2 separate regions of the Homo sapiens genome follow, and region 2 is linked to region 1. Evidence: chromatin loops called from intact Hi-C (ENCODE). Cell type or tissue: heart left ventricle. All regions are shown on one strand. Links, peaks and the distances in the headings refer to the core of each region. The heading gives the core; the rest is flanking DNA.

Region 1 (11,642 bases), core at 1,851-9,850:
CTACTATCTATGGTTCCACCTCCCCAGCGACTGCTGAACAGGTCTCTGGAAGCCTCCTTGATGTTGGAGGTATGCCTTTCCAAATGTTGGAGGTATGCCTGTCCAAATGCTGAGGAGAACGGGCAACTCTGCCTTCCTCTTCGCAAGCTGTACCCACTGCCCAGTGGGCTGGTTGAGTAGCTTGACAGAGGGTGGCTAATTAAATAAAACTGCTTGTTGGAGACATAGTTCTGCCCCTGGTTCCACACAATTCATATTTACAAATTTAACATTTCAGATATGACTAGGTATGATGATGGGAACAAGGGAATTTGGTATTTCAGAGCAGTCTAAAAAAAGCATTCTTCAGATTTAAAAATACTTGAGGGGATAGTTTTGAATAGGTGCATTAGACGGTTACAGGTTGAAGTCTGTGAACATTTCCAGCAGTGTTTTTTCTCCCATGTAGATGAAATACCGAGACCGAGCTGCAGAAAGACGGGAGAAGTACGGCATTCCAGAACCTCCAGAGCCCAAGCGCAAGAAGCAGTTTGATGCCGGCACTGTGTATGTGATGTGCACATTTTCCAGTTCGTAAGCTGGGGCCCTGGCTGTTTTAAGTAACTGTGTGTTTGCCACTGGCAGGAATTACGAGCAACCCACCAAAGATGGCATTGACCACAGTAACATTGGCAACAAGATGCTGCAGGCCATGGGCTGGCGGGAAGGCTCTGGCTTGGGACGAAAGTGTCAAGGCATTACGGCTCCCATTGAGGTAAGCAGTGGGGTCAGGTCTTGATGTTTGCCAGGCTTACAGGCCGGTTCCAGAGATGAGATCAGAGCACTCATAGAGCCTGGGAGCCAGGAGCAGCTTTACCTTAGCATGAAGGGGCAGATTACAGGCATGAGCTCACACCTGTAATCCCAGCACTTTGGGAGGCCGAGGAGGGTGGATTGCCTGAGCCCAGAAGTTTGAGACCAGCCTGGGCAACACGGTGAAACCCCGTCTCTACTAAAATACAAAATATTAACTGGACGTGGCAGCGTGTGCCTGTAATCCCAGCTAGTCAGGAAGCTGAGGCAGGAGAATTGCTAGAACCTGGCAGGAGGAGGTTGCAGTGAGCCGAGATCACGCCACTGCACTCCAGCCTGGGCAACAGCGACTCTGTCTCAAAAAAAAAAAAAATTTAGTAGGGTTTTCACCCATGATAAGAAATCTTTAAATTGATCAGAGCCCACATTGAGGCATCATATCCCAGGATCGGAGGCCCCTACCCACTGGCCTTCTAGGCAGGAGCTCCACCCGTAATTGCCCCTGCTCTGTCCTGGGAGCACAGCTTAGGTCAGACTCTTGTAGACCATGTTCATCCTGTTTATGTGAGTTCTGCTGACATTGAGCTATCCTGTATAATGTGTGCCTGTAATTACCATACCTTTCCCAGACCTTCAGAGGAATACTTTGGGGCCCTTTCCTAGGCGTGGATGCTTGCTGAGCAGGCATTGAGGGGTGGGTGATTTGCTTCATCTGCCTGTGTTCCGTAGCCCATTTTATTCCTCCAGTCCTTATACTTGCTCCTGGTCTCTTCTGGAGAAATCCTTGTCTTCATATACAGTTTTCTCTCTTCTGTCTCCTGGTGGGTGGTCCTGCTGGGTAAGGAGTGGGCATGGTGAGAGGTGGAGCAGCCCATACCCTACCTCCCAGCTGACAGTCTCTGTGCTTTCCCAGGCTCAAGTTCGGCTAAAGGGAGCTGGCCTAGGAGCCAAAGGCAGCGCATATGGTTTGTCGGGCGCCGATTCCTACAAAGATGCTGTCCGGAAAGCCATGTTTGCCCGGTTCACTGAGATGGAGTGAGAGAGAGAGAGAGAGAGAGATGACAAGGAGCACAAGAAGTGGTCCATCTCCCGAATTCGCTGTTACCGCCTGTCTCTTTAAGGGCATGCCTTGTGCTGTTAATAGATCTTAGGGTGAACCACTTCATTCTGCAGGGTTCTCCCTCCCACCTTAAAGAAGTTCCCCTTATGTGGGTTGCCTGGTGAATGGCCTTCCTTCCCGCCAGAGGGCTTGTGAACAGACCGGAGAGGACAGTGGATTGTTTATACTCCAGTGTACATAGTGTAATGTAGCGTGTTTACATGTGTAGCCTATGTTGTGGTCCATCAGCCCCTCACATTCCTAGGGGTTTGAGATGCTGTAGGTGGTATGTGACACCAAAGCCACCTCTGTCATTTGTTGTGATGTCTTTTCTTGGCAAAAGCCTTGTGTATATTTGTATATTACACATTTGTACAGAATTTTGGAAGATTTTCAGTCTAGTTGCCAAATCTGGCTCCTTTACAAAAGAAATACCTTGAGAAATGGGTGTCCTGTGTCTCTTTATTCTTGGGTGGGTAGGTGGGTCAAGCATGTCTGAGCCAGTCAAGCCTGGTGATGAAATCAGTTTATTTCTTGCCCCCATCACCACGTTCTGATTGATTGATTGATTGATTTTGAGGCAGGGTTGGCCAGGCGTGGTGGCTCACACCTGTAATCCCAACACTTTGGGAGGCCGAGGCAGGTGGATTGCCTGAGGTCAGGAGTTTGAGACCAGTCTGGCCAACATGGTGAAACCCTGTCTCTACCAAAAATACAAAAAAATTAGCCAGACGTGGTGGTGTGCACCTGTAATCCCAGCTACTCGGGAGCCTGCAGCCTCGACCTCCCGGGCTCACGCGATTCTCCCACTTTAGTGTTCCAAGTAGCTGGGACTACAAGCACATACCACCATGCAGGCTAATTTTTTAATTTTTTACAGAGATGGGGCCTCACTCTGTTGCCCAGGCTGGTCTTGACATGTTCGGATTTTTAAATTCAAGAGTTTAACATGTTTTAGCCGGGCGTGGTGGCTCACGCCTGTAATCCCAGCACTTTGGGAGGCCGAGGCAGGCGGATCACCTGGCGTTGGGAGTTCAAGACCACCCTGACCAACATGGAGAAACCCGTCTCTACTAAAAATACAAAATTAGCTGGGTGTGGTTGGCCTGTAATCCCAGCTGCTCGGGAGGCTGAGGCAGGAGAATTGCTTGAACCCAGGAGGCGGAGTTTGCAGTGAGCCGGAGGTCGCGCCATTGCACTCTAGCCTGGGCAACCAGAGCAAAACTCCGTTTCAAAAAAAAAAAAAAAAAAAGTTTAGCATGTTTTAAAACTCTTCATGGAAATCATGGTAACTTAGTAGCTTTTCTGCTAAGACCAAAGTGACCATGAGTGCTTGCACCTCTCTAGTTTCCACAGACTTTATTCCACACATGCCGGAGTGTGGAGTTGTCACTGCTCTGCAGGGCAGATCCTCCCTGCTTTTGGCCATGATACAGGTGATACCTGGTCCACCCTCTGCTGCGATGGAGAAACTGAGGAGGTCATCTCCCCCTGGCAGCACTCCACTCACTGCATCTTCTCAGCTGCTAAGGAGGTCCTGGGGGCATTGGAGAGTTTTCTGTTTTGAATGGGTATTTCGTCCTCAGCACTCTTCCACAGGGCAGAGAACATCATTTTGACCCAGAAGACCATGCCTGACCAGGTCAGGAAGTATACCTGGATCTCAGGCTGTTCTTGGGACCAGATGATGTGATGGGTTGCTCACATTGCCAATCTGGCCAAACTGAGTGCTTAAGCTCCACAGATTGGGCATGCAGTTAAGGTGGCCTTTTCTCTGCAGTTTACTTTTGAAGCTAGACTTGCTTTTGTGGGTGGTCACGTTTTCCTCTTTTCGGGCAGGGCGTTAAGGAATAGAAAATGCTCAGGAGGTCCTCACCCTGGCCTGTAGGGTAGTGCCTTGGAGAAGCTGAGCCTAATCACAGCTCTGGCTAGGGAGAGGTGGACGCAAATGCAGAAGCCCCAAGCCTGGGTTTCTGCAGAGTAAGGCTTGGGAACTTCACAAATGAGGGCCCAAGCGCCCAGAGCTGGGGTGGAGAGTGTGTCACAGATCTGGTCTACAGAAGTTGGATAAGAAACTGGCCTCACCTCCAGAGCCCTCACGGCATCAAGGGTGATGCTGGTGTTCCTCGCACCTGAGCAGCAGTCCTGAGTACCCTAATTAGACCCTTTTGACATCCGGCCCGGAAAGCTCTTCCAGGTGAGCATACCCAGAATAGGATCTGGGAAGCTCTTAATTATATGTACCCAGCTCAGCAAAGGTTGGGTGGAAGCGTCTTCCCTAGGGGAGCCATGGCCAGGCATTAATAGGAGCCAGCCCTCTAGCAGCCTCAGATTGACTTCCCAGCACCCGGAAGGGCACCTCAACCTGTCCCACACTGCTGGTGCTTAGAGTTACCTGTCAAAGCTGCTCAAGGCTCTCCCATGTGTGCTGTGGACCACGGCATCTGTTGTCAACACCAGCGTGGCCTTTCCTATGAACATGAAGCTGAGGGTTCCTGTGAATGTGAGGGTCTGAGCCAGCTCCTCAGAGATGGAGGCTCCCTCCTCTGGCCTCACCTGTTACCAGCATACCTAGCCAGGTGACTGCAGCCTTCACCCTGCATCTAAATTGATGGCCCCAGTCCTTGAGGTTTGACAGGCTGTTATCTTGGGCCCAGGTATCCTGCAAGACCATATTTGGGTGATCCTTCTGGTTTGGAAGCACTAGGATCCCAAGCATCCTCCTGACTGGCCCATCAGGGTTTACTCCAATCCCAAGCCCGGTTAAATGTGCTGTGTGCTGCCCATAGGGCCACCATTCCTCTTAGTCCTGTGTGATGTTGAGATGCTGTGAGAGTAGTGCAATCCTCTCAATCAGGGGAACCCAAATCTTGAATTTGAACGGTGCTCTTACTGAACTAGAAGGAGCCTCCAAGGATTCCCAAGTCCAGACTGCCCTTGGCTGGGACAGCTGCTACAACGTGCAAGGCTTTGAGGGCCGTCCAGGAGCAGCTGTCATGGCTGTGCATCAAACAAGTTTCAAAGCCCAGATGAGCATCCCGGCCTGAGCTAAGCTCCCCAGGCATGCATAGTCTGGCTGGGGGTCTCAAGGGCGCCCAGATCCCAGCCACCCCGATTCCGGAGGAATGAATGCCCTCAGGGACAGGTGGGGTGTGGGGGAAGATTGCCCACAGTCGATACTGGAGGAGGGTACTGTGTTGTTGGTGGCCACCAGGTGGCAGCATTCCATCATCTTTCCAGCCAGGCTGGTATAGGTGGTGGTAAGGAGAGGACTTCCCACCAAGTCCTGAGGTACTGGAGGTTCCCAGGGGCTCTCTCCACGTCTCTGGGACTCAAGGAGACCTGGCTAGAACTTCGGCCTTGAAACTTTCTGGAGTCAGGCAGGTGCCAAGTCTGCCTGCCTTGCAAGTTCCTGAGGGTCTCTGACCCCCAGGGACCCCCTCTGGCTAGATGGGGAAGTCGTCCCCACAGCGCCCAATGGGGCAAGAGCCAGGCTGACCCTGTGCACAGTAGGCACTTCCCTCTCAGCAATTCTTTCTGACCCAGGTAAATAATTTCTGCAGTCGATAAAGTGCATTTCTGCCTCTCACTCCCTTTCCCTACCACGTGCTTATTGACTCACAGAAGCACTGTTGCTAGAGCATCAGATTCTCAGCTTCTGTCCCTACAGCCCATGGGGAGTTGGAGCCCAGCTTGTCCAGGGCTCCCAGATGGAAGCAGGGGATGCCTGTAGTCCTTCACCCCAGTCTCCCAGAAGGTGGCAGGAGGGAGGTGGACTCATGGACTTGGGTTAAGGTCAGAACCCTATAGGGTGGGCCACACCCAGCCAGACAGAACTTTCCAGCAGAAGGTATGAGCCAGGGGCAGGGCCCTCCCATCCTGCTTAGTCCAAGCTGCACTGCCATCCCATTTAAAGAGGAAACTGAGATTCAAAGCTGTTGCTGGACTGGGCTGCTGCTGGCAACTGCTGCCCCATCACCACTCCAGTGCAGTAGAATTGGGTCTCACCTGCAGGTACAAGGTTGAGGTCCAGCCCTGGAGTGAGCTGGGTCTTGGGATGCCTCCCAGTGCCCTGAGGAAAGAGGAGAAAGACAGGGAGAGGCAGGTGAAGACAACCAGAGGCAAAGTGAGGCCTAGAGGATGCTGGAAAGAGAAGCTGGAGGAGTCTGCAGCAGCCACAAGGGGACGGAGGAGGCTGAGGGGGCAAGATAACGTGGGATGGGGCCGCCAGGTCTAGAGGAGTTGGTTCTGCGCTACCCACGGGTGCTGAGATAGGCCTCTGATCTTGGGGTGAATTCTGCACACCAATGGGGGAGGCCGAGGCAGGTGGCCAAGAGAGGAGGGGCTAGGGTGCCTGCTCGCGTCCTCTGCTGCTTTTATGTGCAACGGAGGCTCCAGGAGCCCCTGGCTCTCAGCTCTGGGCGGGCATCACCATCCTGAGTCTGGCTGGACAGGAGCTATTTGAGAATGATTCATGGATGTAATTAAGCCTCCCCCCACCATCCCCTAGTGTGGGCCTGGAACAGGGTCAGGTGCAGGTGTGGGAGCCCTGCCCAGCCTGTCCTGCAGGGTTGGGTTCAGCCTAGGGCCCCCTGGCCCAGCACAGCCTACCACCACCTAAGGGCGCCTAGCCTCAATCTGTAAGACCTGGAGCAAGACAGGGCTGAGCCCAAATCCTGAGAGGCACCAGAGCTGGGGCTTCTTCTCCTTCCTCTTACTCCCCAACTCCTGGGCTGAGGAGCCATCCTCTGCACTCATAAGCATGCCATGTGTACGCACCCACACGCAATGCAGGCCAGCCCTCAGGCATCCGGCTGCAGCAGGCAACATGCATGCTTCCCCATCACCCTTGACATTTGAGGTGGCATTACATCCAGATCCTGCAGACCCCCTCCCTGGTTGGTGTGTGAAGCATGCACACTTGTGCATAACCCCACCCAGCCACTGGCATATAGAAGAGCACACACAAGCCAGACACATTAATGAGCAAGTGTGCAAGTGAACCTGGCTCCTGAGGGGGCAGGAATCAGATGTTCTTGCTACCCCTGAGGAAGGAAACCTGGTCTGGCAGCCTTCTGTGAAGGGAGAGGGAGCCCCCAGGGTCACAGCGTGGCAGAGCACAAGCCGCCACCCAGCAGGCACACCCTTGTGCACACAATGTCATTCTGAGGCTTTCCCCTTTTCAGGTGGGTGGATCTTGGGGGTGTCCACCCAGAACAGGCTTCTGAGCTCACTGAACAGGTCCAAGTCTGCCAGCCATGGCTCAGCTCACTGGCAGAGCTGGAGAGGGGAAGGGAAGACTGAGGAAGGGGCATCATGGTCTCTAAGACTGGCTCAAGGTTCATTACCTTCCCTTCTAACACCTGCAGCCATACCTGCAGTGAGGACAGGAAGGAGAGGGAGCAGCCTCTCCTGTTTCCCTGACAGACTGGGAAGCTGAGGTCCACACCCATCTCATCCAAACCCAGGGCCCCAGTCCCCGATCCAGTCATTTCCATGTGCTGGCATCCTATTAGCTCTGCCATCCCCTCCGCCTGGAAGGCCCTAGGACCTGGGCCTGCCACCCTGCTCAGGTTAGGAGTGTCCAGAAGCAGCTGGGCTCTGCCTCCTCCCTCCACCGTGAATCCCTGAAGACTGGATGGATCTACCTTCCCCCAAGCACATCGGCGGCACCGGCTTGGCTGGGCCTCTCCTCTTATGGCCGGGAGCCCCAGCCCCTTAGCCTCTACCAGACAAACTGAGCAGCACACGTGCCCGAGCCGCCCCCAACCCCGCCCTGGCCCCGGCCCAGGCCCCGGCCCCGGCCCCGGCCCCACCCCCACCCTGCAGATTTTTCTGGTTCTTATTAATGTAAATGAAATGAAATCTGCTCAGAGTGTCCTTAATGGAAAGTGTTCCTGGAATTTGTGCACACGTGGTGGGGGGGGGGACACCCTGAGATTAACTCTTGTGCAGCCAGACCCAGACTAGTCAGGCTGTGGTGACTGGGGCTGGGGTGGGGATTGGTGGGGACCAGGACATTCACTCATCCCCTCCCAGAACTGTGTCCTGACAACATCAAGGATGGCACAGGCTCATCCATATTCTACCCTCTGCCCTGGGACCAGCTGGACAGGTCCGGAAGTGCCTCAGAGCCTCAGGGGAAGGAGATCTTGACAGGAAACAGGGAGTCCTGGAAGGCCTTGATCAAGGAGGAGGCTGGCCAAAGACAGGGGCATAGGGCTGGAGGGGAGAGTTGACAGACTATGCATCTTGTCCTCATCTGGCTCTACCCTGATTTTGAAGGGGGACCCAGGCAGACCCTGCCTCTCTGGACCACCCTACACAGAGAAGGCCCAGCCTCTGAGATCCCCTCCCCCAGCCCCTGCCCACCGCACTCCTGAAACAGATCTGCCAGGATGCTCATCTTCATGACTATGGGACAAGAAGGGGGAGTTTGAGACCCCGGAGTGGATGCCCAGGGCCGCTGGCTGCAGGGGATGGGGATGGAAGAGACTGGACCGAGCTGCTGCGTGCCCACCCCCCGTCCTGCCGCTGTGTCCTCCCCACATCTGGATGCTTGTTCTGGCACAGCCCCCAGCCTGGCCCAGCGGAGCCGCAGCCGCATTCTGCTGCCTCGTGGCCAGGACAGGGATGTCTGCTTCATTGGCGGGGGTAGGGAAGAGTCTAAGATTTCAATTTCTCCCAGGTGTGGCTCAGTCTGGAGGGTGCCTTGGGGAGGCTGGCTCAGAGGCCGGCACCTGGGGCGGGGGGTGTGCAGAGGGGGGGAGGGGGCCACCAAGGGGGTCTCAGGGAGGAAAAAGGGCTCAGAGTGGGAGGTCCGTGGAAGGAGACAGGGGCTCTGTGAGGGGCAGGGGACTCAGGGAGGGGGGTTAGAGAAACAGGGGGCTTAGGGGGCAGGAGCTCCAGGAGGAGGGCTGGAGGGGCAGGAGGTTTGGGGGGTTGGGAGCTGAGGGCTCAAGAAGAGGATTGAGGAACACGGGGCTTTGGGAAGGGGGTTGAGGGGGCAAGGGGTTTGTGGGGGTTGGAAGCAGGGGCTTGGGGAGGAAGGTTGGAGGGAGAAGGGACTCAGAATGCGACTGACTTCACTGGGGGACAATGGGCTGCCAATCCTTCCACCCATACCGGTCAGGTGGCTGGGGGAGGGGCGCTGACCCACTTAGCTGCCTCTCCCCCAGGCTTCCACTAATGAGCGCTCTGGGCTTTGGGAGGCAGCCTTCCCCGCCCAGGCTGTGCCTCAGGCCATCCCTTCCCCCACAGCCCCTCATTATCTACTGGGGGTGTTCATTAGCTCAGGCATCCCCCCTTATCTACAGCTGCGCTTGCCTGTGGCAGTGAGGAGGAGGCCCTAGGCCCCAAAATGCACCCTCTTTGCCCCTAGTTCCACTACGCCCCCAGGACTGGGGAAACAAAGGCTACCAGATTGCTGTTGTGCAGCTCAGCTCTGAGCAGAGCTTTGATTCCACCTGTGGGTCCCCCAGCATGCCAATGAGGGGGGTGCTGTGGCGAAGCTCACAGGAGAGCTAGAACCCAGGTGCTGGCAGACTTCCCATGGGAAGTCTGCTCTGCTCACCCCAGGGGCTTCCAGTACCTGTGATCAGGAGTCCCATTCGGCAAGGAAAGGGGCTCACAGAGGGTGAAGTCCTGGATGTGTGGGGAGCACAACTCTGAGGGATGCAGAGTAGGGGGCAGCACAGTTCTGGGGAGGAAGGTGTGGGGTCAGAAGGGATGGTGGGAAGAGGGGAGAGGGCCCTATGGGGCATGGCTTCTCATGGACACAGCTCTGCAGGAACAGACAGCGCATCTGCAGGAGCGCAGCTCTGGGAGGGCGATGTAGGGGGAGCACAGAGTGCGGGCACCATCTGGGGGAAGGATGAGGGTGGGGAGCACGGCTCTCGAGGATGTCCTATGGGAGGACAGTCCAGGGAGAAGCCCGCCTGTCTCCCACAGCCTTGGCCTCTTCGGACTCCTCCCCCACATTCCTGGAGTGCATGGGGAGGTTGGCTTGCTGGATTATGCCCAAGTCCCTGAGGCTCCCTCTGATTCTGTCCCGCTGTCCATCTGTCCTCCCTCCCCAAGGAGCCCAAGGCCCAGGTGGCACTCTCCCCTCACAGTCCCCTCATTAGGGATGGGCTTTGAGATCCTTCGGCAGCATCTGCCCCCACCCCCACCCCCATCACCAAGCCAGCTGCAGGCCTGGCCCCTGGAGCCTGATAAATATTTATGATGAGATAAGCATGATAGGCCAGAGCCCAGCCCAAACCTTTGTCCTGGGAGCAGAAGACTGAGGCAGGACTTGAGCTTCCAGAGGCGGGCTGAGTCTCAGGGCTGGGGTAGGGGGAGGCCTGACTGTGTAGGTCTCCTGGGCTCTACCTGGGAGGGGGTCGGGATGGGACAGGGCTCAGGAGCCGGGGATCCTGAAGGGGCTGCCTCCAAGGTGCCACCCTGGCCAAGGCGGCTCCCCCCTACCCCTTGCCCAGCCTGTTTCGATGCTGCCTGTCTGCACTGCACGGCTGGGTCTGTTGGGACAAGGCCAGCTGGCCTTCTGTACTTGCTGCCACCCTGGCTTCTGACTTTCTCCAGGTCTTGGTGACTTCAGGAAGCTCCCAAACCAAGACTACCCTGACCATTGGGTCTGGAGCCAGGCTGGCAGGAGGGCCACCTTGGTACCCCTCTGAGGTACTGAGGTACTCCAGCCTCCTTGCTATAGGCCCCAGGGCTCTCCTGTCCCCAACCTAGGACAGGTTCCCATGGGCCGGCCCACCTTCCCCTCCATTTATCCCCTAAATATCTCCCCCTCTAGGTGCCAGAACCAACAACAGGAGGGTCTGGGCACTCCATGAGCAGGAGGCCGAGTGCTGCTGCAGGGAGGGTGACACTGTCCTCAGCGGGCCTGAGCATTAGTAGGCTCTGTACCCCAGTGCTGGCCACATCCTGGACCTTCATGAGGTTCGCTCCCAAGCCAGGGCAGGGTCACCTCTTAATACACACACACACAGCCAGCTCTGTCACGTGGGGAAAAAGAGAGACCAGAGGAAGAAAGCAGCCAGTGTGGGGTAAACAGGCATCGGGGGAAGGATACATGTATGTCTCCCAGGCTCTCGGCCAGTGGAATGTGGGTAAACATTGGTGCTCTCAAGACATAATATTGTCCTTGGGTCGTGGATGTATACATGGCATCTAGAACATGATGAAATATGATACACTAGGCTGGGCACAGTGGCTCATGCCTGTAATCTCAGCACTTTGGGACGCTGAGGCGGGTGGATCACCTGAGGTCAGGAGTTCGAGACCAGCCTGGCCAATATGGTGAAATCCCATCTCTACTAAAAATACAAAAAATTAGCTGGGCATGGTGGCACATGTTTGTAATTTCAGCTACTCAGGAGGCTGAGGCAGGAGAATCACTTGAACCCAGGAGGCAGAGGTTGCAGTGAGCCTAGATTGCGCCATTGCACTCCAGCCTGGCAAAAAGAGCAAAACTCCATCTTGGGAAAAAAAAAAAGAAAGAAATACGATATACTCAGGGCACGAGTGAAAATTGTATGGGAATGTGGTAAATAAGACACCCAGGGCAGAGTTAGGTCTTGTATTAGGGGCATGGGTATATGCTGCCCTTAGGACACACTGAATTCCTGCTGAAGTCTGGATGACTGCTGAACCCAGTGTGGGGTTGTTGACACACGTAGCAACAGTCCTTAGGGCTTTCAAAGCAGCCCAAAGCAAACCAAAAAGGAAACGTCATGGATGG
Region 2 (11,642 bases), core at 1,352-9,351, 48 kb after region 1:
TAGCTGTGTGAGTTCAGCCAAGTGGCTTAGCCTCTCTGAGCCCTGGTTTCTCCTGTGTAAGGTGGGAATGGCAGTGGCCCTGTGGAAGCAGCATCATGAGGGCTCAGACTGTCTTGCTTGCATCCTGGCCATGGGTGGATCTTGCTTGGTGAACATCATTCTGTGTTCCCACTGCCTTTTCTGGAAAATGGGAGTAAGAACAATACTGGCCTCGTTGTGTTGTCAGGAGGATTAACTGTGTGAGTATGGTCACTGTGGAAGAAATCTCAGTCACCAGGAGCGATCCTGAGGCTGGTGTGCAGGTGAGGGCAGGTCCAGGGGCATGCCCCAAGGAGTCCCAGACTGCCTCACCCCTTCCTCCAGAATTCTAACTTTTGGTAAGGGAGATGGTATTTGGAAAGGACTCCAGGAAGGACCCTGAGTCCTGTGGGGTGGGTGGAGTAGGGTCAGGAGGAGGAAAATTCCTACCATGGGTATCTGGGCAGGCTTCATGGAGGAGGCTGCATCTTGAGCAGGGGAGGGGAGGTTGTAGGGGAGGGAAGAGCTGGAGCACAGGGAGGGTGCATGTGGTGCAGCACCTGGGGAAGAGGACAGATGCTAGATGCAGTCTTGCTTTTGGGACAAGGATGTAGAGTTCTACTTTCTGTTTCTGGTTTTTAAGCTCTTTTTCCTCATGGCAGAGGTACTAAATATGTATTATGGAAAAATTCCAGTGATACGGATGCATTTGGCGGGAGTGATGCCTTGGAAGTAGCTCCCTAGAGACTGGCTCCAAGGCCTGGTTGGGACGCACAGTTGGCTGCAATAACTCCTTCTGTGAATGCTGCTCCAGCTCCTGCCGTGTGTCCTAGGGGTGACCAGACCTGGGCTGCTCACTCAGGCATCTGCAGGGCTGGGCAGAAAGCATGTTTGCCTGGCTTGGCCTGGTGCTATCCTGGGAATCTGAGCCCCGCCTCAAGAAGCCCTGGGAGCTTTGGAGAAGCAGAGAGGATTCCTGCTGCATTTTTCTTAGAAATAGCAAGAGGGCCTTTGCCAGAGGCCTGGATGCCAGAAGGCTATGGTCTGAATCCAAAGCCTAGCTCACGTGGGTGCCAGAGCTTGGCAGGCCTACAGCCCCCCACCCAGCCTGCTGGGCAGCCCCAGGGAGAGGGTGGAGGCCTCCTGGGCTCCAGTCCCTGACCACTGGTCCTGACCCAGCAACGAATGGGGTCTGGGCAGTGGCTGCTGGCCTAGGATTGGGGGGCTAGCCTGTTGGGGAGGGAGTGGGGCTCATCGGGCTGACGGGCTGGGCTGACTTCTGGCACTCTCACTGGGCCGAGGGGAGCACTGGCTATCTGGTGCATCTCTGCAGGGCAAAGACAGACCCAAAGCAACCGGCCCCTCCAGGGATCAGGAAGCCTCAGCTCCGGATCCCCCTTCCCCCACTCTTCTTCCTTCCTTCCTCCCCCTACTCCCCCTTGCCTCCACCCCTCCCTTTGCCACCCCTCTTGGCTTCCTACCCGGACATGCTCTTTCCTCGGACGTCTCTGTACCCAGCCAAGAGCCTTGTTCCTTCCCACTTGGGGCTCGGTGCTGATGCCCTCATTTCCCCCGGCCAGAGTCCACTGCCTCGTGTGTCTGCTGTTCAGCCAGCACGGTTGCCTTCTAAGGGTCATACACTACAATTGGCAGAGCGGCTAGAATTTGGGAGCCCTTTGGGCTCCTACAGCTCCAAGGCTGAGTGGCTAGCACTCCAGGGGGCCTCTCCCAGGGCTGCCTGTATTGCCATTTTTATCAGCGCCTTCCTGGCTGGGCCTGGGGCCTGTGCGGAGTGCTCACTGCCTGCCCTTGACTGGCTACCTGCTGAGTCCTGCTGAGGTCCTAACCCAGCCTCACTGCATCCTCCAAGGCTGACCCCAAGCATGCACCTGTCTGCCCTGTGCCTCGGTTTCTCCATCAGAATGTTGGGGAGGGGCTAAGACTGTCTGGAACATCCCGGGAATCTCTGGGTGGGTGTTGTGAAGGGGCTGCAGGGACCGCAGGAATCCGAGGAAGGCCGCAGAGATGGGGGCTGGGCCCAGGGGAGGGGGAGGGTTTTGACACCCACCAGCCTGTTGGTCCCATCTTGGCCTGTCTGTCTGGGTGATTTATCAGAGTAAATGAGCCATGGAGAGTTTGTTGTCTTTTGCAGTCATGGGGAGGAGGAGGTGGTGGAGGAAGGAGTGAGGGGTTTCCGGGCCAGGTCTGGAATGTGGGAGGAGGAGGTGGGTCCCCCGGGGGCCTCTGAAACTGGAGGCACTCACTGAATGGCCTTTTCACTCTCCCCACCTGAGAAATGAATCAGTGCAGCCCTCCCCTTCAGAACAATCCCCTCTTTCCATCCCCTTCATACTTCTTGGGGCACATTCCTGTGTGATCTGCTTGTCTGGTCATCTTCTCCCACCCCCTGCTCAGGACCAGGTCTCTTGACCACAGTGTCCTTCCAAAGCTGAGCCGGAGCCCTGACTTGCCCAGCTGGTGAATGCCCAAATGTGTTCTCACAGGCAACCATGCACACTGTTAAGTTCCAAGTGGGACGTCTAGGCCTCTGGAACTACCAGCCCAGGCCTAGGATGGTCAGGTGCATGGACCATGGGGAAGGCAGGGGTCAGTGGAGGTGCCGAGGCCGGAGAGACCCCATCTGCTGGGACAGAAGGTCCGAAGTCATTGGGTGTCCTTCGGGGATGAGGCATGGATCCCCTGGTTCCCGGCTGGCGAGTCAGGGAGTGATCCTGCTGCTCCGTCACTTCTGGCTTTTCCTGGTTTGAGGCTGAGCTGTGCCCTCAGCCTATCCTGTCCTGGGCGGAGTAGGTGAGCACTGGGGCGGAACGGGCGTGGGAACAGCATGCCTGGACCTGCTGGCCCCAGCCCCCTGCCCCCTGCCCCCAGCCTTTAGTCACTGAAATGGGAGGGAAGTGTACAGTGGCGTTTTGGCCCAGCTGGGCTCTTTACCCCTGTACGGTGTTTACTGAACAGCTGGGATGTTTACAGTAGCCCTTGCAAAGGGGCCCCTCGTTGCAGGGGATTTCCCATCTTGAGGGTCCCACTGGGGCTCTTCTGACCTCACCAATTCCCTGCACCCCTGGGATAGATGTGTCAGGGATACAGAGACCATAACCATCTCCACCTTACCAGAGCCAGTGGTGCCTGTCCCCTTGGCCTCTGGCCTTCGGTTCCTCTGCTCTGGAGGAGCCAACATTTCCCACCACATTTCCTAGAGTGGCAGCTCTAGGTGGTGAAATACGGTAACTGGGTCCCCAGTTCAGACATTTAAATTAAATTCAATCAGAGCGGTTATTGAATAAAAACACGCGGAGTCATTTACATGTTAATTATGTTGAATGGACTACTAGACCATAATTAGTTGCTAATTGGGTGAGAGTGGCTGTAATTGGTTTTGTTGGCACCAACCTGGCTCACCTACCTGGGGGGAAGCGGGGGTTGGTGTGGATGGCTCCTAGGGAGGCCCTCTGGGTCTCCAATCTGGAAGGCCTGGCTAGAGATGCTATGCGGGGGCAGATCTCCAGGGGCTTAGGGTCAGAGGAACCTGGAACCTCTCCCCAGGGAGGGTGCAGCTGGGGTCTGGCTTCTAGGGTTCCCATCCAGAGCATAGGGGGAAAAGGGGGAACTGGAGGAGCTACCCCAGATCAGCAGTGATAGTCTCCCCTGCCCAGCCCCATGTGGGACCTGGGCTTGAACAAATGGTAAGTGCCCAAGAGTGGGTCTGTGGGAGCCCAAGGCAGGCGTCACTCAGGTGTGTCTCTGCACATACTGGGCCCTGGGTTGGCCTGATCAGGGTGGCGTTGGGGTGTAAGTGGGTGTGCCAAGCAGGAGGAAGGTACGTACAAAGGCATCTGGGCCTCCCTGCCCCCCCGCTTAGCTTGGCTGGGGTTCCCGGGGTTGTAGGTCTGTGGCCATGGGCTGAGGCCTTCCGGCTGGCCGCTCATTAAAAGAGGATTAGGCTGAGAGCCAGGGGGCCAGCCCAGTCCCCAGGCCTTCCTCTGGGGCTCCTCACAGCTTTGGGGGAGTGATAAAAGGGCCGGGGCCACCCCTTCCTGGATCCTGTGGGGGTATCCGGTAGGGACCACCTGGGCCCTGCCATGCCTCTTGCCGCCACTGCTACTATAGCCTTGGCTACCTCAGTTTCCCTCCTCAGAAGGTCAGGAGGTCTGTCTTTCCGGTGGGTGAAACACTGACAAAGACCCAGGCTGGTGCCTCCCCTTGTCCCCCAGTCCCATCTCTCTTCAGCTCAGGGATTAGGGCTGCACTGGCTCACTAGAGGTCAGAGGTCTGAGCTAGGCTGCAGGGATCTGTCTATCATCCCCAGTCCCCATCACTGCTGGGGGAGGTGACGCTGTCAGTCAGGGCCTGCTGCTTTGTGGGGCTATAACCAAGGGGGCGGGCTGCCCACCTCTGCTCCAAGACTCCTCTTTTTGCGGCAGCCCACACCTCACTGCACGCAGACCTGATGTCCTGGAGACCAGCAGCAAGGGGTAGGGGCTGCCCACTTGGGGTCTTCGGGTGAGGGCTGTGGACACGCCTCCTCAGTGCCTGTCCTCACCTGCCCGCACCTTTAAAGTAAGGTATCACCAGCTGCTTCCCAGATATGAGGGACCGGGGGCCCCCAGGACCCAGCCCCGTGTGCCTTGAGAAGGTCCTGCCTCTGGACCTGTGCCAGGCCGCTTTGGGCTGGGACCCCAAGTGCTTGATGGCCATGAGAGAGTCCTGGAGGCCAGGAATGGCTGCGGAAATGAGGTGTCTGATGCCAGAAAAGGCTCTTCCTTCCCGATGATGGGAAAATCCTTCCCGGATGTCACCCCTCCCAACCTGTGCCCAGCCTGGGTGAGAGTATGGGGGTGGGGAGCCCTTCCCAGGAGACAGCACCCAGGCACACCACCCTTCCTCCCCCTAAGGTCAAAGCTTATCTGGGCTGGAGTCCTGATCCCCACAGAACCCTTGATTGTGCCCAGCCCCTCCCTCAACATTGCCATGGCATTCGAGGAGGCATGGCGCTCCTGCTGCCAGAGCCGGGCGTGGGACAAGTGGAGCAGATGTGGGGATTGGCCTTAGGACATGACCAGGCTGGGTCTGCATCAGCCCTGGCCCCCACTGATGCCACCTCAGGTCCCAGGTTCCTTTGTTCCTTCTGTCCCAAGTCCCTGTCCCTTAAGGGAGCTGGGGCCTGGTAGGATCTGGCACCTGCTGATGGCAGGTTTTGGAGGAGGATACCCAGGGCTACTTGCCCACCCCCTGCTCTGACTCAGGCTGCTTGGAGGAGTGAAGGCTCCCAGTTCCTTTGCCTCATGGTGGAGTGGGGAGCAGGGGACAGGACACCCTGTGACCTGGGTTGAGTACCACTCTCCTTTGGGCCTCAGTCTTCCTGTCTGCAGCTGGGGGTGCAGGGCTGTCACAGGGCTCCTTGTTTCCCTTTTCACCTACAGTCTGGCATGAGTGGGGTCAGAAGTCCAGCTGTGGGTTGAGAAGGCTGGAACCTTACACCTTCTTTGCTCTGGGACCCGGGGAAGTTCCCACCCCTCTCCACCTTGGTTCCCCTCTGGTAGGCTGGGTTTGGATGAATGGTTTGGGATTTAGCTCTATTCCTGTGGGTTGGGGATGGGGTAAGGACACACTGGAGTTGGGAAGGCTGGAGCTGAGTCCACAGGTTGCCTCTTCCTGCCTTATAGCCCTCTCTGCTCCCCAATCTAGCACTAGGAAATGGAGTAGCTGGGGTGGGAATGGGGATGGATGCCCTACAAGAGATAGCGACACGTGGAAGCCTGCTTCCTTGGGGAAGGACTTGGGACCTCATTCCACTCTCCTTTCCCTGAAAGGCAGAGACACCCATGAAGGATGGGTTGGGGGAAGACCTGAGGAATGCCAGGCCGTGAGCCTCTCTCTGAGATCAGAACGGGGTCACTGATCCTCAGGGTCACTTTGAATATCAGTACCAGGAGGGCCTGAGAGATGGTCTAGACTAGAGAATGAGGCTCAGAGAGCGAGAGTGCCCCCAACTCAGGTCATGAAGCTCACCCAGAAACTCAAGCCATAGCCAAGGATCCCTGATCCTGGGTCCCACCCCTTCCCCACCATGCGCGACCTCCTGGGGCTCCCCCTCCCCCCACACTGTTTCCACAGTGACCAAAGCGTCACGTCCTGTGACACCAGAGCCATTGACGCCATATCCCGTGGCCACTGGGAGGGGTCCCGCAGGTCCTGAGTCATGTGCCCTGTCCACGGGGAGCGAGTCACCTTCCGGCCCTGGCCCTCCTGGCAGGCAGTCTCTACCACCAGGACTGGCTTCCCCTGGGCCTCCCCCTCCTTCAGCCATGGACCTAGGTGGGAATCCCACCCCCATGCACTCTGGCATGTCACATCCCTTCCCTGTGCCCTGTGCCCTTGGTATTGTGAGCACAGGGCTTTGTGCACAGCGGGTGTTCGATAACTGAGCAAGGGGCTCCCTCCACCCCCACCTCCACCCAGGGGCAGACTGGGGGCAGCAGGCAGAGAGGGTCGAGGCCAATCCTCTGCCCCTAAGCTGGGACTCAGTTTCCTCATCCTCTGAGTGTTCTCTACGGCCTTTCTCACAGAGGGAGCTGGAGTTTGGGAGTGCTGGGGCTTTGCAAGAGGGTAGGGGACTCGGACTTGGGCCTCGGGCTCTGGGAGTCTTGGTGCAGGGTTGATATTATAGAGGCCCAAGGCTGCGCAGGGTTGGAGCTTGGGGATTATGGCTGATTGGGTTCCTGGGGGCTTAATGGCTGAAGCTTCCCCTTACCCGGAGTGCCCGTGTCTGAAGGCGCCCACTTAAGCCTCTAGCCCCTCCCCCTGCCATTGCCCCCAAAGTGCCCCCTAGCCCAGGGGATGGGTAAGGGCATGACCGAGCCATGCCCCCAGCCAGGGTATAAATAACCCCTGGCGGGCTGTCCCAGCCTGGGGGGGCTCCACTGGCAGCCCCACTTCCTCTCTGGCCACTTCCCAGCCCTGGGGGTGGGGGAATGTTTACTTTCCTGTTGTCACTGTGGGTGAGCAGCCAGGCGGGTGAGCGGCCAGGCGGGGGACTCCGAGTGGCCCAACAACAGGTGCGGGACAGGTGCCTGGGCCGCCCTGCCCAGGACTTCAGAGGCGCCGCTGGACAGGCGGGTGAGGCCATCGCCAGGCAGGATCGGCCCTTTGATCCCTCGGCGTCCCTGCGTCCCAGCGGTTGGCCAAGGTCATCACCTGCATTCCCTTGTCACCGCATAGTCAGGGCCAGGCAGGGCAAGACCTTTCCTTACCCACTAGTTTCTCAGAGTGAGGTCCTGGGACCAGACATGGGCTCTGGGTCAGCTGGTGGAACCCCCTGACCCCAGCCCACCTCTGCCCCACCTTCAGGCTGTGTCTAGGGCCTCGGATCCCAGCTGTTCTCCCCCTCCAGGTGCCTTGGGGCCTGGCCCAGGCCTCTCCCTTGACTGCCCCACCTGTGAAATGGGTTACCAGCTGGGGAGGGGAGATGAGACATGTGTGACCCCCTTGGTGAGTGCCTCATGTGTGGTAGGACATGTGTGCGCCATGTGCATGCCTGTGCCACGTGTATACATGCATGCACTCTTCTGTGTGCTGCTATCTTAAGCCCCCTGTGTGTGTGAATATTCATCATCCTCATTACAGTGTTCCCTCTTTTGCTGAGCTAAAGATAGCTGGGGGTGGGTGGAGAGGGGGCTTGCCAAGGGGACCCCTCGGCTCTCCCTCCCCTTGGAGGCAGGTTCCCAAGCTTCTAGGAGTCCTTTGTCTGTCATTGTCTGAGCCCCCTCCTGTCCTTCATCCTTAGGAAGGACTTTTCCCCAGCATCCTGGAGTTGGAGGGGCCAAGGCTGCTGGACTCATGCAAAAGGGAAACTAGAGGACCCAGTTGAACCCTGCCTTTAGCCCCAGGGTTGTAGCTCCAGGGAGAGAGCCTCTTTCCCAGAAATGACTGTCCTGGCTCATTCAAGGTGGCCTGAGAGTTCCACCATTAGCAGCCTTATAGGGTCTGGGGGAAGCTGGGGTCCGTAGGGCAGTGTGTCCAGCAGGGCTTTCTGGTCTCCTGGCTAACCTGCTTCAGACCAAGTGAGGACCTTGCTGTGCACCAGCTGTGCCCTCTGCCTGGTGGGCAGCCAGGGTAAGAACAGGGCATCCAGGCTCCATGCCAGAGTCTGCCGGCTGTCCCAGATATACCCGGTCACACCCCTATCTGCTCATTAACCCTTTTAAGCCCCTGTGTGAAGCTGGCCCCACCCTGAGCGTGGGAGCATTAACCCCCACCTGAGCAAAAACTCTTTGATGCTGTTGCGTACCCTGGCCCGCACCTACCGCCCTTTCATTGGGACCCAGAGACTAGCTAGGGCTGTCTATGAATCAGGGGTTTAGCTTTGGGTGTGGCGCCTTCCCTGGCCTGCCTACCTGTGCCACTTTGTCCTCTCAGTCTGTCAGGGACTGGAGAGGGAGCTGAGAAGGATCCAGGAAGGGGAGCTGGAGGTTTAAGACCACTGTGTGGGCTGGGCACAGTGGCTCATGCCTGTAATCCCAGCACTTTGGGAGGCTGAGACAGGTGGATCACGAGGTCAGGAGTTCGAGACCAGCCTGACCAACATGGAGAAACCCCATCTCTACTAAAAATACAAAAATTAGCTAGGCGTGGTGGCGGGCGCCTGTGATCCCAACTACTCAGGAGGCTGGGGCAGCAGAATCGCTTGAACCCGGGAGGCGAAGGTTGCAGTGAGCCAAGATCGCGCCATTGCACTCCAGCCTGGGTGACAGAGTGAGACTCCATCTCAAAAAACAAACAAACAAAAAATAAGCTGGGTGTGGTGGCTGACGCCTGTAATCCCAGCTAGTCAGGAGGCTGAGACAGGAGAATCGCTTGAACCCAGCAGATGGAGGTTGCAGTGAGCCGCAATCTCGCTACTGTACTGCAGCCTGGGCAACAGAGTGAGACTTGATCTCGTAAAAAGAAAAAAAGAAAGAAAGAAAAAAGACCACTCTGTGGTGGGGGTCCTGAGGGGAACCTCAGGGCCTCAGTCTCCCCTTTATCAGAGGGGGTATGGCTGGATGGTTTCCTGAAGGTCCTAATTGGTGCCCTGCCCTCCACCCACAGAGCTGAAGGCCACAGGCACCGCCCACTTCTTCAACTTCCTGCTCAACACAACCGACTACCGAATCTTGCTCAAGGACGAGGACCACGACCGCATGTACGTGGGCAGCAAGGACTACGTGCTGTCCCTGGACCTGCACGACATCAACCGCGAGCCCCTCATTGTAAGGGCTGGCCCTGATGTGGGACGTGGGGTGGGCACGGAGCCCCAGGGCTCAGGGCATGTCCAGAAGGCTGCACCTTCTGACCCCCCTCTCTGCAGATACACTGGGCAGCCTCCCCACAGCGCATCGAGGAATGCGTGCTCTCAGGCAAGGATGTCAACGTGAGTTTGGTGGGATCCACAGGTGGGAAGGGGGAATCCACAGGTGGGAAGGTACTGCCCCCAGTGAGGGGGCAGGCCTGGCCAGGGCACCTATGCAGCCTTCCCTGTGGCCCCAGGGCGAGTGTGGGAACTTCGTCAGGCTCATCCAGCCCTGGAACCGAACACACCTGTATGTGTGCGGGACAGGTGCCTACAACCCCATGTGCACCTATGTGAACCGCGGACGCCGCGCCCAGGTAAGCCCCAGCCACCCTGGCCCTGTGCTGCCCCCGCTGGTGGCTGCATCCCAGGGTCCTGATGGGAGGAGGGGCTTCAGCCCCAGCCCTGCCACTTCCGAGCCTTTTGACCTTGGGTGAGTGACTTCTTTCACCTCGCTGAGCCTCAGTTTCTTCACTTGAAAATGGGGCTAACCGCTGCCTTTCTCACAGGTCGGTGTGAGGAGGAGGCAGTGAGCTAAAGCTCCCAAAGCTCCTAGCACTGTGCCTGGCACATAGTAAGCACTTGCTCCATATGTGGCAACAGCTCTCTTGGCTATGCCTGTGGACCGTGCCCCGACGGCCGAGCCAGAGGGCCTGGTGGGGGCCTTGCAATAGGAGGCTGGACCCCTGGGTCAGCTTCTACCATGTGGCCTGGGGGAGAGCTGCCTTCCACCCCCAGGGCCAGGGTTGTGGGGAGCTGCCCCTTCCCCAGCTCTGCCCCTTCCTGCCTGCTTCCACCCTTTTCCATTTCCATGTGGGCATGTGTGTGAGCTGGCGTGAACTTGTAGGGCATGTGTGAGAATGACTGGATCTGAGGGGCACCTGTGTGTGCAGGTGTGTGCCAAGCCTGTGTGTATGTATGTACACACGCATAGACGTGCTCTGGGGGGCCCACGTGTTCACGTGTGTTCCTGGCCTGTGTGGTGTTAGAGGCTGGCAGCCCGAGCCCGCTCCCCCAGCCCCTGCCACCCCCAGCTCTAACCCCTGTTCCTCGTCTTCTCAGGCCACACCATGGACCCAGACTCAGGCGGTCAGAGGCCGCGGCAGCAGAGCCACGGATGGTGCCCTCCGCCCGATGCCCACAGCCCCACGCCAGGTGGGCCTCATCCCTCCAGGCCTTTGCCAGGCAGCACTGCCTCTGAGCGGAACTCACCCTGGGCCTGCACCTGAGGCCAGCCTCCCCAGGGCCTCCCCTCTACCTCTGTGCCCACACCCTGTCCCCACCCCTTCCCCTGAAGAGCCCTCAGGCTCAGAAGGCATGCCCAGCTGGACTCATGTCAGCCTCAGTGTGACCCCTGCAGGCAAGAAATAATGAAGCCGCCAGGTGGGGAAGACAGGAGCCCTGGGGACAGCCATGCCTTAGCCCTCAGAAAGCATGTGTGTAGACACACAAGAGCACACACCGGTGTGGATGTGGGCCTTCCTCACTCAGCACCCAGAGTGGAAAGTGGCACATGAGTGCAGTCTGACACCTTACTCCCAGGTGTTCGTGCCCCATGCCTCCCATGAGTCATCTGTGGACACAGGTGTCCTGCACACTCATGTGCTTGGGGCGCTCTTCTCCCGTGTGGTATCTGTCCACTAGTGATGACCTGGGTCTGGGCTGGGAGAGCTGGGGCTGGGCAGGGGCGGGCAGGGGGGCAGGGGCTGCCGGTGAATGACAGAGCATGTTTGTGGTGGGGAGTGCAGAAATGCAGGATCGTGTGGATTCTGTGTGTGTGTGTCCATGGTGTGAGCAGGCGGTTCCGTGTGCTGGCGGTGATATGTTCAGAGCTGTGTGTGCACCCTTGTGTGTGCAGGAAGTCACGTGTGCAGTGTGTAGCTGGAAGTAGGCCTGTGTGCACCTTCCCATCGCCATCCTGCCACCTGCTGCCACCTCCTCCTGCCTCTGTTCCTCTCTCCTTGCCCCTTTCCTTCCCTCTGCCTGGCTTTCTCTTGTGGCCTCTGTGCTCACCCCTGTCCCAGTGCCTTTTCCAGCCTTCCTAGCATCTTGCAGGCTGGGCTGGGAGGCACAGGGGGCTTTGTGAATTCCATGTGGTCTGGGCTGGACTCCTTGACTCCTGGCTCCCTGGGGAGATGTGGAGCCTGGGGGCTGTGCTGAGGGACAGGAGAAAGGTCATGGCCCATTGGTCCATCCTGAGGACCACAGGTAGGACACAAAGCCTGAGGATACAGTAACCTTAGAGCTCTCTGGCCTGGCTAGACCTGATGGCAAA

The links. Peaks named below come from ENCODE experiments on the same cell type or tissue, not always from the same donor. Only the 100,000 strongest peaks of a DNase experiment are listed, where the experiment ranks them.
Region 2: it touches region 1 in a loop (2.9-fold over the local background); 91 of 110 quality-filtered maps call a loop at or near these places.

What each region holds. Positions count from the first base shown.
Region 1 is chr3:50,116,626-50,128,267 of GRCh38, forward strand. It overlaps RBM5 (RNA binding motif protein 5), which reads left to right. Exons shown (of 25, transcript NM_005778.4): 23 at 449-546; 24 at 625-754; 25 at 1,706-2,396. The coding sequence ends at 1,831. SEMA3F-AS1 (SEMA3F antisense RNA 1) reads right to left here. Exons shown (of 4, transcript NR_135301.1): 3 at 5,900-5,963; 4 at 1-1,623. Among named protein-coding and RNA genes, the nearest start is that of RBM5-AS1, 21 kb to the left of the region's middle. RefSeq lists enhancers at 3,673-4,551, 4,552-5,429, 6,415-6,915, 8,939-9,928. In heart left ventricle, for the core only: a CTCF peak has its summit at 5,098 (motif pointing right); DNase peaks (open chromatin) are centred at 5,116, 6,676 and 9,816.
Region 2 is chr3:50,164,667-50,176,308 of GRCh38, forward strand. It overlaps SEMA3F (semaphorin 3F), which reads left to right. Exons shown (of 19, transcript NM_004186.5): 3 at 9,127-9,287; 4 at 9,386-9,448; 5 at 9,565-9,684; 6 at 10,430-10,522. Among named protein-coding and RNA genes, the nearest start is that of SEMA3F-AS1, 14 kb to the left of the region's middle. RefSeq lists enhancers at 2,224-2,838, 2,770-3,064, 5,698-6,671 and silencers at 2,770-3,064, 5,072-5,282. In heart left ventricle, for the core only: no CTCF peak of the experiment used is centred there; DNase peaks (open chromatin) are centred at 1,595, 2,735 and 6,225; H3K4me3 peaks cover 458 bases; H3K27ac peaks cover 5,623 bases.